Regions from separate parts of the Homo sapiens genome. Here region 2 is linked to region 1. A link is a contact called in ENCODE Hi-C or POLR2A ChIA-PET data. All regions are on one chromosome and are shown on one strand. Each heading gives the region's core, a stretch centred on a gene start or an enhancer-like site at or near the end of the contact. The rest is flanking DNA. Distances are from core to core; before and after follow the strand shown.

The links. A loop is a pair of places that touch in the nucleus more often than their neighbours do. ChIA-PET counts read pairs that join two places held with the same protein, here RNA polymerase II (POLR2A). Pooled maps may share reads with other maps.
Region 2: POLR2A ChIA-PET joins it to region 1 with 13 read pairs in activated CD4-positive, alpha-beta T cell. The contact joins two enhancer-like sites. A Hi-C loop is called at or near these places in 2 of 37 single-sample maps with no recorded cell type and 4 of 50 pooled maps. POLR2A ChIA-PET finds 5 or more read pairs at or near these places in 4 of 52 experiments (AG04450, GM12878, activated CD4-positive, alpha-beta T cell and 1 more).

Annotation. Positions count from the first base shown.
Region 1 is chr10:3,867,154-3,874,107 of GRCh38, reverse strand. No RefSeq gene overlaps it. Among named protein-coding and RNA genes, the nearest start is that of LINC02639, 37 kb to the right of the region's middle. RefSeq lists an enhancer at 3,906-4,405. Within about 2 kb of position 4,828, at least 4 of the 41 ENCODE cell types and tissues checked have a DNase peak (open chromatin) inside an H3K27ac peak, as active enhancers do.
Region 2 is chr10:3,990,391-3,997,175 of GRCh38, reverse strand. MIR6078 (microRNA 6078) reads right to left here and starts at 6,016; the gene lies at 5,917-6,016. RefSeq lists enhancers at 3,645-4,145, 4,146-4,646. Within about 2 kb of position 1,740, at least 2 of the 41 ENCODE cell types and tissues checked have a DNase peak (open chromatin) inside an H3K27ac peak, as active enhancers do.

The sequences.
Region 1 (6,954 bases), core at 3,579-6,078:
AGATGGATATATATTTAATATGAAATTGAAATGTAATATCTAAAGCACCAAGCAATAAAACCAACCCACCTTGTTTCAAACCCTGCTTAAGTTATTTTTTTGAATTCTGTATCTAATAACATGGTGCAATAACACTGAAACAAGATTCACACTATGATACTATTTGTTTAGGAGACCAAGAGTGTTGCTATGGAAACCGACCTTCAGTGTATCTATGGAAACAGTGACAGTGTTGTAAATAAAGATACTGAAAAGAGGAACCTAGTAAACTTAGCATATGAATTCTAAGAAAAAGAATAAAGAATGAGGACCTGCGGGGAGAAAAATTGTATATTTTCTTGTAAGAAAAAAAGCATTGTGACATATTTTATTAATCTCATGATAAAACTTTTAAGCTAAGTTTTCAAAATCTCCATTGTGTCTTCTACTATCTTCTGTTAGTTTCTGTCTTCTTCTTAACTGTCCAAATCATAACCTATTTATAATTAACAAAAACATTTATTGAACATTGTTTCAAATGACGCAACTTCACTATGATAGCATTTTAAAGGCCAACTTACCTTTTCTAAAAATGTTAACATGAAAAAAATTTCAGAAAGCATATGTTTAACTCACTTATGTTTTGAAGTTATAAAGTAATTTTTTTAAAAGATCCATCCATAATATTTACCAAACAATTTTAAATGGGCTATTAAAAGGAGGTTAGTTGTTTTTGTTTGTTTGTTTGTTTTGTTGTTTTCAACATTGCAACCCTTTGAAATCATTATTAAAAGACACACAAACATTTATTGAGTTGTAATTTCAATCTTCTGGCTTCATTGTGTCCTGCTGGAAGGAAACAACTATGTCTTCCCTTTGCATCTCCTGATATTGAGGAGACCGCTGTGCACCTAGGAGAGAGCCATGTGTGGGATGAAGGGATGAAGCTATTAAAGGAATCGAATATGATAAAACAAACGAACACACAAAAAGACAACAGAATGCAATATAATGTCAAGTGCCTGGCAATAATTACATGAGCTGGCTCAGTTATGTGGAAACTGATCTCATCTCATTTGAAAAGGCAAGAAAAGGTGACGGTTGTACACCAAGTAAAGCAACTCAGAGGAAGGGAGGGATGCAGATTGGGGCCCGCAGCACAGGAGAGAGGCGCAAGGCCGACCTCACCTGCGCTCTCCAGAGCCACCCCCTCCTCCTCCTCTCTCATGTCTCCGGCCATCAATCAAGTCACACAGAGATGGACAGAGCAGTCCTTTTGTAGCCGAGCCGAGAGCCATGCTTCTCCTAAACTGTTGGTTCCCAGATTCTTAAAAGATTTTGGTAAGTAAATATTTCATGTTAGTATAGGACTATGTATCCTGGCGTTTTAAAAACTCTAGAATAGTGCTTTTTTCTGTTTAAATTTGGAATTCTGTCATTTTTTAAGATCCCCTAAGAGGGTAATAAATAAGCATTTCGAATGAGGAGTTTAGACTAGATCCTTAGTCTTCAAATTCCTTTTCAGGCGTGGGGGACCTCTGGGGAGTGGCTCCAGAGAGGCTGCCTCTTTCCCTCATGAGAACAGCTCTGCTCACCTCACCTAAACTTCTTCAAATGCCTTCTTTAAAGTATTGGCTTCCTTGTTTACAACAGTCAAGAACAACCTTGAAAACTTCTGGGGAGGAAATCCCTTTCAGCTTTCTATTTCTGCAATTCTCTGGTTACTTTTCAATAAATAGTCAATGATAAAAGAACCACTAAGAAAGCATTCCTAACCAGAGGACTTTTGGACTCCCTTCAACGTAGAGCTAAGGGTCTCTCAATGACATATCAAGGCACATTTAACCGCAGGGGACATTTATTGAACATCTATCAGTTGCTCAGAGCACTTGTTGGCAGGCGCCAAGGCTGAGCAAGGCTACGGTGCTCGGCTCAGAAAGGAACCCAGAAGCCGTCCAGAACCGGGGTGGCTTCCCAGGGGAGTGGCCTCTGAGGTCGCAGGAGCCCACGCTCAGGGGTCCCCATGCTGGACTTTATGCTTTGCCATCTCCGTATTGAATTCCCAAATTATTTTCTCATGGAACTTGGGTTTTTAAGTGAAGCCTGTGGGGACAAGGAAGCACACGTGTGATCAGAGGAGAGAGAGGAATGGGGGACGAAGGAGAAGATCTTTATGCACAGTGAGATTGTCTTAGGTGGCTCGGACTACCATGGCAAATACTACAGACTGTACATCATTCAGATAGTCACATGCAGAGCTGGTAGCTCTGCACTAACAATAGCAAAGTCCATGGTACAGTCTGGAGGTGGCTAGTCCAAGCTCAAGGTGCCAACCGTTCACTTTCTGGCAAGGGTTCTCTTCCTGGCTGGTAGACGCAGCCTTCTTGCTGCTGTATGACAGGTGGGTTTGGTGGGAGACAGAGAGAGAGAGAGGAGCGGAGGGAAGTTCACTCTCTGGAGTCTCTTCTTATAAGAACACTAATCCTATTGCATCAGGGCCCTGCCATTATGACCTCATTCTACCTTAATTACTTTCTTACCCCAAATACAACAGCACCAGGGGTTAGGGATTCAATAGAGGACTTTGGCAGGCGTTGGGGAAACAACTTGGTTCCCAGCAGTACTATTCCAGCTTGAATTTTTAGCAGTAAAATAAAATCAAAAACAGAAAAGAGGTTGTTAGTTAAAAACTGGTATAACCACTTTGTGGAAGCTTACATAGTCATTCAATATTATATTTCCAAGGTCGTTCCATGACATAGAGAAGGCCTTGAGTATATGATAAGCACAAATGGTCACATGAAATTGTGCATAAGTACACAGTTTATTGACAACTACGTAGAGAAAGAGACATCTGCCTAGAAAAAAAATGCTGAAAGGTGATACATAAAAATACTGATAAAGGTATGTTTAGGTAGTAGGTATATTTTACATTTTTTTCTGTTATTCTGTATTTTCAAATATTCCTTCATGAATATATACTGCTTTTTACTAAAAAAAAGTTTGAATTATCCTATTAAATTTATGGTCATGATTTTTAAGAATAAAATAAATATGGAATAGAATAATTTACACACTACTAAATTGATGAGTTAATATTTTCCTTGAGTTTATAAACTCAAATTGGATCAAATTATTAAAATTCAAAAAAATTCTAAAGGAAGGTTATTTTTTGAACTTCGGTTCTCAAATGTAATTTGAACGTATTAACTTCCAACACTAGCAACAAAAATATCCATCGCAAACGAGAGTCATTTGCAAGCTTGCTTTGGCAAAATAAGCCCTTTTCAAATGGGACCTTACACAGTATTCCAATATAAAATTCACACTGAAATGAAGCCCCTCTAGTGAATACCAATTTGGGGCCCTGCCCATGCCCATCCTCCTGGAGGCTCCCAAGGAACCTCTGTTGAACCCAGGGTTCCGTGAGCCACAGTTCTAATGCTCTTGGACAGAGTAGAGTATGAGCCCTGGGTTTTAAGTCCCAGCTCTACAGGTAACTATTTGCATGATATTCAGAAAGTTGTAGCATGATGTTGATGAATTATATTATCTCTGGGGTCTCCTCCAAGTCTGTAGTTCTTTGAATCTGTTTGACTAGGGTGGACCATGCCAGTATGCATTTTTGTTTTCTTTTTTTTTTGAGATGGAGTCTCACTCTGTCACCCAGGCCGGAGTGCAGTGGTGCAATCTCAGCTCACCGCAAACTCCGTCTCCCAGGTTCAAGTGATTCTCCTGTCTCAGCCTTCCAAGTAGCTGGGATCACAGGTGCCTGCCATTATGCCTGGCTAATTTTTGTATTTTTACTAGAGATGGGGTTTTACCGTGTTGGCCAGGCTGCTTTCAAACTCCTGATCTCAGATGATCCACCTGCCTCAGCTTCCCAAAGTGCTGGGATTACAGGCACGAGCCACCGCATCTGGCTGCTAGTATGCATTTGTTTAAATTATCAAATGGGAATCTGAAATGGGGCAATGGGAATTAAGAAAAATCATCTTTTTTTATTTAGAACTATCTTCAGACATGAACCCTCACAGTTGAACACATTACTTCACAATAAATATAGGCTGCCCTTCCGTGCCCCTCAGCCAAATGCCTTTTTAATTTTTTTTTTTATTTTCAACTCTTGCAACTAAATAAAGCAATCATACCACTAGTGTGACGGTTAATTTTATGTGTCAGCTTGGTTGGGCCATGGTGCCCAGATATGTGGTCAATCTTTATTCTGGATATTTCTGTGAGGATATTTTTGGGTGAGATTTCCCTGATATGGGTGAGCCCCATCCGATCTGCCGAAGGCCTGAAGAGCACAAAAAGCTGACCTCCCTGCAAGCGAGAGAGAATTCAGCAGCAAACAGCCTTCAGACTTCATCTGCAACATCAGCCCTTTCTGGCTCTGCACGAAACTGTCTTCAGACTCAAACTGCAGCTTTTTCCTGAGTCTCCAGACTGCTTACCACCCCCATCAGATTTTGGACTCACCAAGCCTCCACTGTCCCATGAGCAAATTCCTTAAAATATCCACCTATCTATCTCCTATTGGTTTGTTTCTCTGGGAACCCTGACTAATGCAACCACCTTTATCATAAACTCGGAAGAGAATTCTCCATGACCCTCACATGTCTGCACATCTTCTGAGTAGAGGCCGTGAGAGTCTTTGTCCTGGAGTATCTTGTGAAAGATAGTTAAATAGTGAACAGCTTTGGAAGACAGAGACTGTGTGTCCTTCAAAGCAAAGGGCAGGTATGCCTACTGCTTCTTGTGAAAGGCAGCTTCCCATCCTCCAAGTTTAGGTTCACCTCCTGAAATGCAATCCACTGCATGTGCAAATGTCACCTGACCCTCCTTCAGTCACCCTCTGGGGGTGGGGAGTAGGAGAACCAAAATTGCTGATACTCTGCCTACTGCTATTGCTTGAGTCATAAAGTCCTTTTGGTCTTTGACCCAGAGTACTCATATCTTCTGTCAGCATTCACAAAACTAGGACAGGCTAACTTGAAACCTTACAAATAGGGTAAAATATTAGATCCTTCCCAGTTCCTTACAGTCCACATAAAATATGCCAAAGGGTCTATAATCAGAATCTCATCAAATGCATTGTGTGGTGTCTTGAAAATATATCTACAAATCCTTTGACAATCCTTCTTTGAAAAGGTGAGGTTCAATTCTGCTCCTCTGCGTGTCAGCTGGACTTTGTAACTTGCTTCTACAGAAATAGAATGTGGCAGAATGGGAGGCTAAGGTGGAGGGATCCCTTGAAGCCAGAAGTTTGAGACCAGCCTGGGCAACAGAGCAAGACCCTGTCTCTACAAAAAAGTTTAAAATTGACCAGGCGTGGTGTCTCACACCTGTAATCCCAGCACTTTTGGAGGCCAAGGTGGGCCGAATCATTTGAGGTCAGGAGTTCAAGAGCAGCCTGGCCAACACGGTGAAACCCCATCTCTACTAAAAATACAAAAATTAGCCAGGTGTGATGGTGGGTGCCTGTAATCCCAGCTACTCAGGAGGCTGAGGAAAGATAATCATTTGAAACGAGTAGGCGGATGTTGCACTGAGCTGAGTGTGCCTTTGCACTCCAGCCTGGACGACAGATTTAGACTCTGTCTGAAAAAAAAAAAAAAAAAGTTGAAAATTAGCTAGGCTCAGTGGCGTGTGTGCACCTGTAGTCCCAGCTACTCAAGTGGCTGAGGCGAGATGATAGCTTGGGCCCAGGTGTTCAAGACTGCAGTGAATCATGATCGCACCACTGCATTCCAGCCTGGGTGACAGTGAGACTCTGTGTCTACAAACAAATAAACAAACAAAAGCAAAAAACAAGACACATGAGCCATTCTATGGATGTCTTCAAATAAGCAACTATTTACTCTTATTGTCTTTATATGTGACAATATCCAAAGGGCAGCCTATTCACTCTGGAACATCTCACATGAGCAATTATACAGTGAAAGGAGCAAAAAAAGAAAAAAAATTAAAACCCTGAACATGAGCGATGGAATCAGAAGTGTCTATTCTGCCTCTTACTAAGAAGTGACCACACCCAAAGTCACTGAAGCTCTCTGATTTTCAGGTGATTTTGGATGACTAGTGTAGTCATACCTAGCTGTCTGGATAATTTTGATGATGAAATCAGAAACATAATAGCATTTATTATCTACTAAACATTGTGTACCGGAATTTAGAGCCATGATTTCTTTTAACATATCCAAACCATCTAGAATTGTGCCTGGCACATGTTATGTAATGCATAAACCTTAGGCCCTGTCTTCTCCCAACATAGAAGATTGATACTTGATCATGTGCCCATGATCTCAGTTTATGTGCCTTAAAATAAAATCCATGACTTCCTCTTGTTATGATGATGGCAAACATCTACTTGTAACTGTGCTCTAGTTAAAAAAAAAAAGTAATACTTCAACTTTTATGATTACAAGGCAATACACATTAAAATGACTCATTCTGATGAAGATATCAAAGTTACTGCTATCCAATGTGACTCTACTTCAGTCATAAAGAAAACGTTCTCATGTAGCCAGAGTCATCACAGTGGAAAAACAACTTCACTCCTTCCCTGAGCACTTGTGACAGCACCTCAGGTCTCACAGATGGGCTCAGGGGTCCCACAGGTGAGGTGCACACACCCAAGGTTCTGTACAGAATGATATATTGCAATACAAGTAAAAGAACATTAGAGCTTCTATGCACATTTATTTTTATCTGATTCATTTATTACGTGTATGTTTCTGTGTATCCTTTATAATGCTCAAAATATAACAGAAGACTTACCTGTCTCTATATTGTTTGTTCCTATCACTGTCTAATTGCTCATGGAAGCCACCCAGCAGGAAGGGGCTGGTCTTACACATCAGCAAATGTTAATGTCTTTATATGTTCATGATCAAAACCTTTTTACTGATGAGGTGTGTATCCTCAAAATATTTGGAAACCTCTGCTGCAGACCATCATTTAGATTAGAGT
Region 2 (6,785 bases), core at 491-2,990, 130 kb before region 1:
ATTTTATCTTTTCTCTGCCATCAGCAACATGTAGTTTCACCTTGGAATAATGTGGTTGATCCAGGTATATTTGTTGTTAATTGGAACGCCAATGAAAATATAATTAGAACAGATTTTCATAGGATATAACAATTAAAAAATTGGGAGCCACGTTTGGTTTGAAGTTGGGTTTCTATGGAAATAGCAAAGCTCTCAGAATAACCTGCCAGAAAAATCTGAATTCAGTATGAAGTGTCTAGATGCCAACAGCAGGTAGACAACAGAGATGAGAATCAAGAAAGGAAGATCGAAAGTGATTAAGAGAAAAGAAATAGAAAGTGACAATGACAAAAGTACATGTTATTGAAGAAATGACTGTGCAGTGGATCTGAAATAAAAAAAAAAAAACCTAGAGGGAAAGAAATGTGTGAATTAAAGTTCATACCTAAAAGTACAGCAATTATATTTAAAAAGAACGTTCATATTCTTTGCCCAAGAATGTCACGAGAGTGGATGCCGTTACATTAAATTATAATCTCTCTGGGGAAGAGGTACAAGCAAATTTACTAAGGTATTTAAAATTGCACTTTAAAATTTTTAAAAAAGAATTTTAAAAAATTCCACAGGGAGCAATAACTCATTGGCAGCTATATCAACTCGACAAAACATTTCCAGTTCTAATTTCATAGGGCCAGATTAGGTTCTTATTTTTATTCTCTGTATTATATATATTTAATTACCATCTTCAGAACTTTAAAGGGAGCTACAAATTGAGGAAATGTTGGCAGATGTCCTCAAGAAAATAGGCATGATTTTAAAAATTACATATTTAAATCTCAGATCTCAAATGAAATATTAAAAGACCGATAGGGTTAGCAAAAAAACTAATTTGTCTTCACTCATCAAATCTGTATTATGTAGGAATTTTTTTGCATTGATCCATTCTATTCCCAGCAAGCATTTACTCCAAGCTTGTCAAGAGATCAGCAGCATGGACTAGAAGATGCAGCATTTTTTTAGGGCAACCAGGACCTGGTCAAGTCCTCCTCTCTCTTTACTGGCCACTTGGCTCAATTCAGTATATATATTTTTATCCAAAAATTGGAAATAAAAATACCTGTTCTGCTTACTTCGCAGAGGTTTAGCAAGGATGGAATGGATGACTGGGTACTGAGCTCTGTCCAAAAAATTACATAACTCTTCCAGGCCACAAGCCAATTTTATATGACAGTAGGAGAAACACATACCGAAAATATTTAAGTGCCAGACAAAATTGAATATATGATTAAAAAGAGCAATACATATAGAAAGTGCTACAGCAGTTCAGAAAACGGGGGAAGCCAATAGAGATTGAGTCAGATGTGATTCTACAACCTCCCTAACGACCCACACATTGCCTTGAAACACATCTCTAACCTGAAACCTTCAGGCTCTGTCTTCAACCTGTTTTCATTTGTTCTGTCCCCAAATTATAGCTGACCGCTTACTATAATTAAGTCATTCTTCAACCTTCTGCCTGAGGTCTCCTCCACTGCTTTTGCCCAATCCAGGATTTAGCACTGTGGGAAATATGGCTCCAGGTCCAGCGTGCTCTGCCCTTCTCATTTGGTACCTAGGGAGAATTCCTTTTCCTTCCCACTCCTAAATTCCTCTAATTCTCTGATTTCTAAGTCTGCTCTTTAAGAAACATTCTGTGATGAGTTCACTTCCTTTGCAGGGACATGGATAAAGCTGGAAACCATCCTCCTCAGCAAACTAATACAGGAACAGAAAACCAAATACCGCATGTTATTACTCATAAGTGGGAGTTGAACAATGAGAACACATGGACACAGGGAGGGGAACATCATACACCGGGACCTGTCAGGGGCTGGGGGGTAAAGGGAGGGAGAGCATTAGGACAAATACCTAATGCATGTGGGGCTTAAAACCTAGATGATGGGTTGATAGGTGAAGCAAACCACCATGGCACATGTTTACCTATGTAACAAACCTGCACTTTCTGCACATGTATCCCAGAACTTAAAGTAACAAAAAAAAAAATACAAATAAAAACATTCTGTGTACTTCATGAAGCAATTCTGCCACAGGCCTTAACGATGGCCACTTCTCATTCTAAATCCCTTCCCTACATCCTCACTGTTTCATGTTCAGTTTCAGTTTTAGAATAAATGATTAATCGAATTCTCCTGAAGCAAATGGCGGGAGACATTATGCTTTGGTTGTAATAAAATTTCATTGCAAATGCACTGATAGAAGTCACAGTGAAATATTACAGGGTCTAGAGACCAAAGAGAAAACAACCAGGAATAAAGGAAACAAAAAAAGCAATGTTCTGAACACAGTTCTGGGGGAAACTTTACCTTTAGACGGTGTAATGGATATGCCTCGGTCCTTATTCTCATGCTAGTGCATTAGTCCGTTTTCACACTGCTATAAAGAAATACCCGAGACTGGGTCATTTGTAAAGGAAAGATGTTTAATTGACTTGCAGTTCTGCGTGACTGGAGAGGCCTCAGGAAACTTATAATTATGGTGGAAGGGGAAGCAGTTGCATCTTACATGGTGAGAGAGAGTGTGTGTAAAGGAAGAACTCTGCAACACTTCTAAAACCATCAGGGATCTCATGAGAACTCACTCACTATCATGAGAACTGCATGGGGGAACCGCCAATCACCTCCTTCCTTCTACAGGTAAGGATTACAGGTACCTCCTTTAACACGTGGAGATTACAATTTGAGACAAAATTTGGGTGGGGCCACAGAAGCAAACCATAACACTAGCCATTGAAACAGTGCTACGTTTTGTTAGAAGAGTTTTGTTTTGTGTTCAGGGGCAGGGAGGATGTCGAGTGAAAATGATTTAAGATATTTTTGAATTCTTGGTGTGGAGGAAATAAAGGGTAATTATTACTGTGTTCTTCAACACTACATAAACACCCACTTTTCTCTGGTCTGGACCAACAGCATCTCCAAAGGAATGGGGATCTGTCCAAGACAAGAGCTCCCCAAAGCTGTTGCCCTGTGTGGAAGGTGACTCAGCCATCCTTGATTGGCAACGAAGTAGGTTCTGCAAACTGTGCTTCCCTGATTCAGGTCAATAGTTGCTACTGATTTATAGCTATGGTGGGATAATTTAAGGGGAAGGATAGAGCATCTTGGTTATGGAGATTTATGAACTTACCTGACCAGCAAACCACATTATTCGTGATGCCTGCCAACCAGGCTTCAGATATATTTTGGTTTTAGTGGCATTCTTCTAAAACGTCCATCAAAGACAGCCCCCAGGAACATTTTATTCCTGATTGCCATATATTCTTCACTTATTGTAATTTGCTTAAGCAGACGTTACGATACTAAATTGGCTTCGTATTATGCACAGAGGTACTAGCTTCCAATACCTTCTGAAATAAGCAAGCAGAAGGGGTAATTAAATCTTGTCTTTTTCTTCACATTGCTCGGCATGTTCTTTTATTTTTCTGGCTCCTATGCTGACAACCCAGCAGGAGATTTTACAAGCCCAAAATACCTGATTACTTCCCAACCCCAGAGAAAGGGACAGAACATGCTTGGGAAGAAGGAAAGCTAATGGCAGCTTCGCTGGAGGTGAGAACAGGGTGAAAGTTGAGGAAGCTCAGAGCGGAATGAATTCCAAACAGCTTGGGCAGGGCTGACCTCGCCGTCTGCCGTGTCCTGAGAGGCAGGTGTCGCACTGCAGTCACATCGCTGTTCTTTCATTGTGTGATGAATTTCCAATACATCCCCGACATGGCAGGGGAGGCGGGTTCCAAAGTGGAACCGTGTTCGAGCATTCTGTCTTCTACTGCTCCCTCAGTGGCGTAAACATAGAAGTCGTGATTTGCTTAGAACAACTCCTGGCAATGAAGGGAGTGGCTGAGACACTGGCCTGGGATTCCAGGCCTTCCCCAGCAAACGCATAGTGCAGGCCACCTGCGCTCTGCTCCGGTAAAAATGCCGCACAGCGTCTGATGCGTCCGCACTGCCTGGACCTGGGAACACTCATCCCACAGGAGAAAGAAACCTGATGTACTCATCCATCAGGACCACGACTCTCAGAACACGCATCCAACTAGCCGTCTGCGGTTGGGTAGAGAGGCCCTGGGGCACACTTTTAGCCCTGCTAGAAAGTTGGCCTCGTAACTGGCCGGCTTATTCCAGGAATGTTTTCATTTTTCTTTCTAAGGTCAACCTGATCACACTGCCGAGGCTACAAGCACACAAAGGCTGCAGGCACATAAACAAAAGATGAAAAAACAGACTCCCGGGCAGAGAAAACAGGGTCAGAGGTGTTGCCGTGCCTGTGAGGCCTTTGCTGGCCGCCTGCGTTCCGGTGGCAGCCAGTGACCGTCCTGCACCTTCCTGCCGACTGCAGAGACCTCAGGCCACCCTTGGCTCTGACCTGTGTTTCCCAGGCTGCCTCTGCACCTGCCTGCTAAAGCCTTCCTCGGTTTCCTTTGGTAAAGTATTGAGTGATGAATTTTCTCACCAGGTTCTTAAGGCAAGGAAGAGTCCCCCTGGGGTGCAGGCTGAGAGACAGGTCTCTGTGGAACAAGGAGGAGGGATGGAGGAGTTCTGTGTGGGAGTGTGGTGGGCTGGTTGTTGATTTATTCATTTGCAGTTGGGGCAGCTTTGAAAGGGAGGTGAGAGAAGATGAGGGAAGGGGAGGGGAGGGGAGAAGGTGGAGGGAAGGGAAAAGGAGAGGAGGAGAGGAGTGACGAGGAGAGGAGGGGAGTGGGGAGGAGGGGACAGAAAGGTCTGGAGAAAGAGCCAGCCAGCCAATGTGGAGGAATTTTAAAACACAGATATCTGTCCTTCACTTTAACTGAGTTAATGAGTGAATTTTCCCACCAGCCATCTTACTGGGATGTCAAGTAAGAAGGAAGCAGAGGCTCAGAGACCGATGGTCACTGGGATGATATCAAAATTGACAGAAATTTGATGACAGAGAAGTCCCACTTTTGTTCTGTTTTGCTTCATAGCTGTTGTTTTTTTGTCTTGTCTTTGTTTCTGACTCCTGGCCTTTGCCTCCTATCCCCTGCCTGAGCAGCCAGATGCACACACACTCTAGGTCCACACAGAGTCCCCCGGACTCGCTCCACCCTGTCAAGCCTCTGCACGTGGCAATTTCTTCTTTTTTTTTTCCTGGTTCGACCACCTTGGCCTGGTTTTTCATCTTTTTGTTTTAACTCCCTTCGTGTGTCACGCACCTTCCCTTTCAACTGTGCTGCACACACTGGATTCTGCTGTTGCTTTTCTGAGCTAATTCCTACCTGTCCTTCAGTTCTCAACCTGCACGTCAGCTCTTCACGGAACCAGCTCCTCCACCTCCCTGAAGAGGTGCAGACCTTCCAGCCTGTGCTACCTGACCATCAGGGATTCTTCATGGAATGTATCACAGGTGTCATCAACGAGTCACTTGGAGATTGACTTGGATGAGAGCTATTTCTCCCTGTAGCTATTTTTGCCTAATTACAAAAAAAGGAAAAGATGGCTCCTTCCCCAGTATTTCTGAGTGTCTTTCTGAGGAAGGGAAGCTGTGTGCCTGGCCATGCTGACGTGGCCCACCACTGCCTGGCTTGACCTTCTCCTCCTCCCAACACCTCTGAGATGTTATCGTCTCCCATGATGCTTCCACTCACTGCCGTTCTGTTTGATCTTAACCTGAACGTGACTCCCATCAGGGCTCCTGGTCACTTACAGCGATTGACTGAAGCTTTACTGAGGATGGTGTGCGGCGCCTATAGTAGAAGATAAATTAATCCAGTTTAGTCCATAAATGCTCTATAGTGGTTGATGGTTGTAATTTATCATAGAAATTTTGCATCATTTAACAGATTGATAGATTCAAATTTTAGTGGCTATAAACTGACATTTTAAAACAAAACATGACAAGATGGCAACTATGCTTTTACATGACTAGCATTTTAACAGAGACCCACTTCTCACTCAAAACCAGCTGAAGTTAGAGTTTTGCCTCTGTCCACAGCTAGCTCAGGCGGTGGCTCTTTCTCCTCTGCATTCAAAGCACTCATTGAACTCCCAGGAAAAGACTCATAGTTTAGAGTGCTACTGAGAGTTTTGTGTGTCTGTCTTGTCTCAGAAATTGCATTATTCACCCATTGAGAGCAGTGAGGGTGTTTGCTAGTTCTTTAATTTGACATAGAGTTTGACATGGAATGGTAATCAATACACATTGACTGATGTGTTGGTGAAAACTGGGGGGCCCTGATGTCCCCAGTAGAGTAAGAAACACAAACCCATGCTTTTAGGTCAACACCACACAACGTCATAAATGGACAATTTATAAATCACTTGAACTTGCTATTTTTAACAAGTATACAAATCTTTGTGTAGCACTCGGAAAGATTGCATTGAAGCCTTACCAATGAAAAGCTATGATTTTAAACATAAAACAAAACTAGGTACCTGTGCATGCGGCTTGACAGTTGCACAACCTGCCAGACCCTGCTGCACTTTGAAATGTTGCCATACTCAGCACTTCAGCTCCAACTGAAAAACACTCAGAGAAGCGGCTCGTGTTTAACAAAAGCCTTCTGTGTCATCCCAAACTGAGTGTTTAGCACCTGGCCTTCCTCCTGCAGGAGGCCTCACATCATGGCAGAAGGTGAAGGAGAAGCAAAGGCACGTCCTATATGGCTGCAGGCAAGAGAGCGTGTCCTGCCCTTTATAAAGCCATCGGATCTTGTGAGACTTAATCACCATCACAAGAACAGCATGGGCAAGGCCTGCCTCCATCATTCAATTACCTCCCACTTGGTCCCTCCC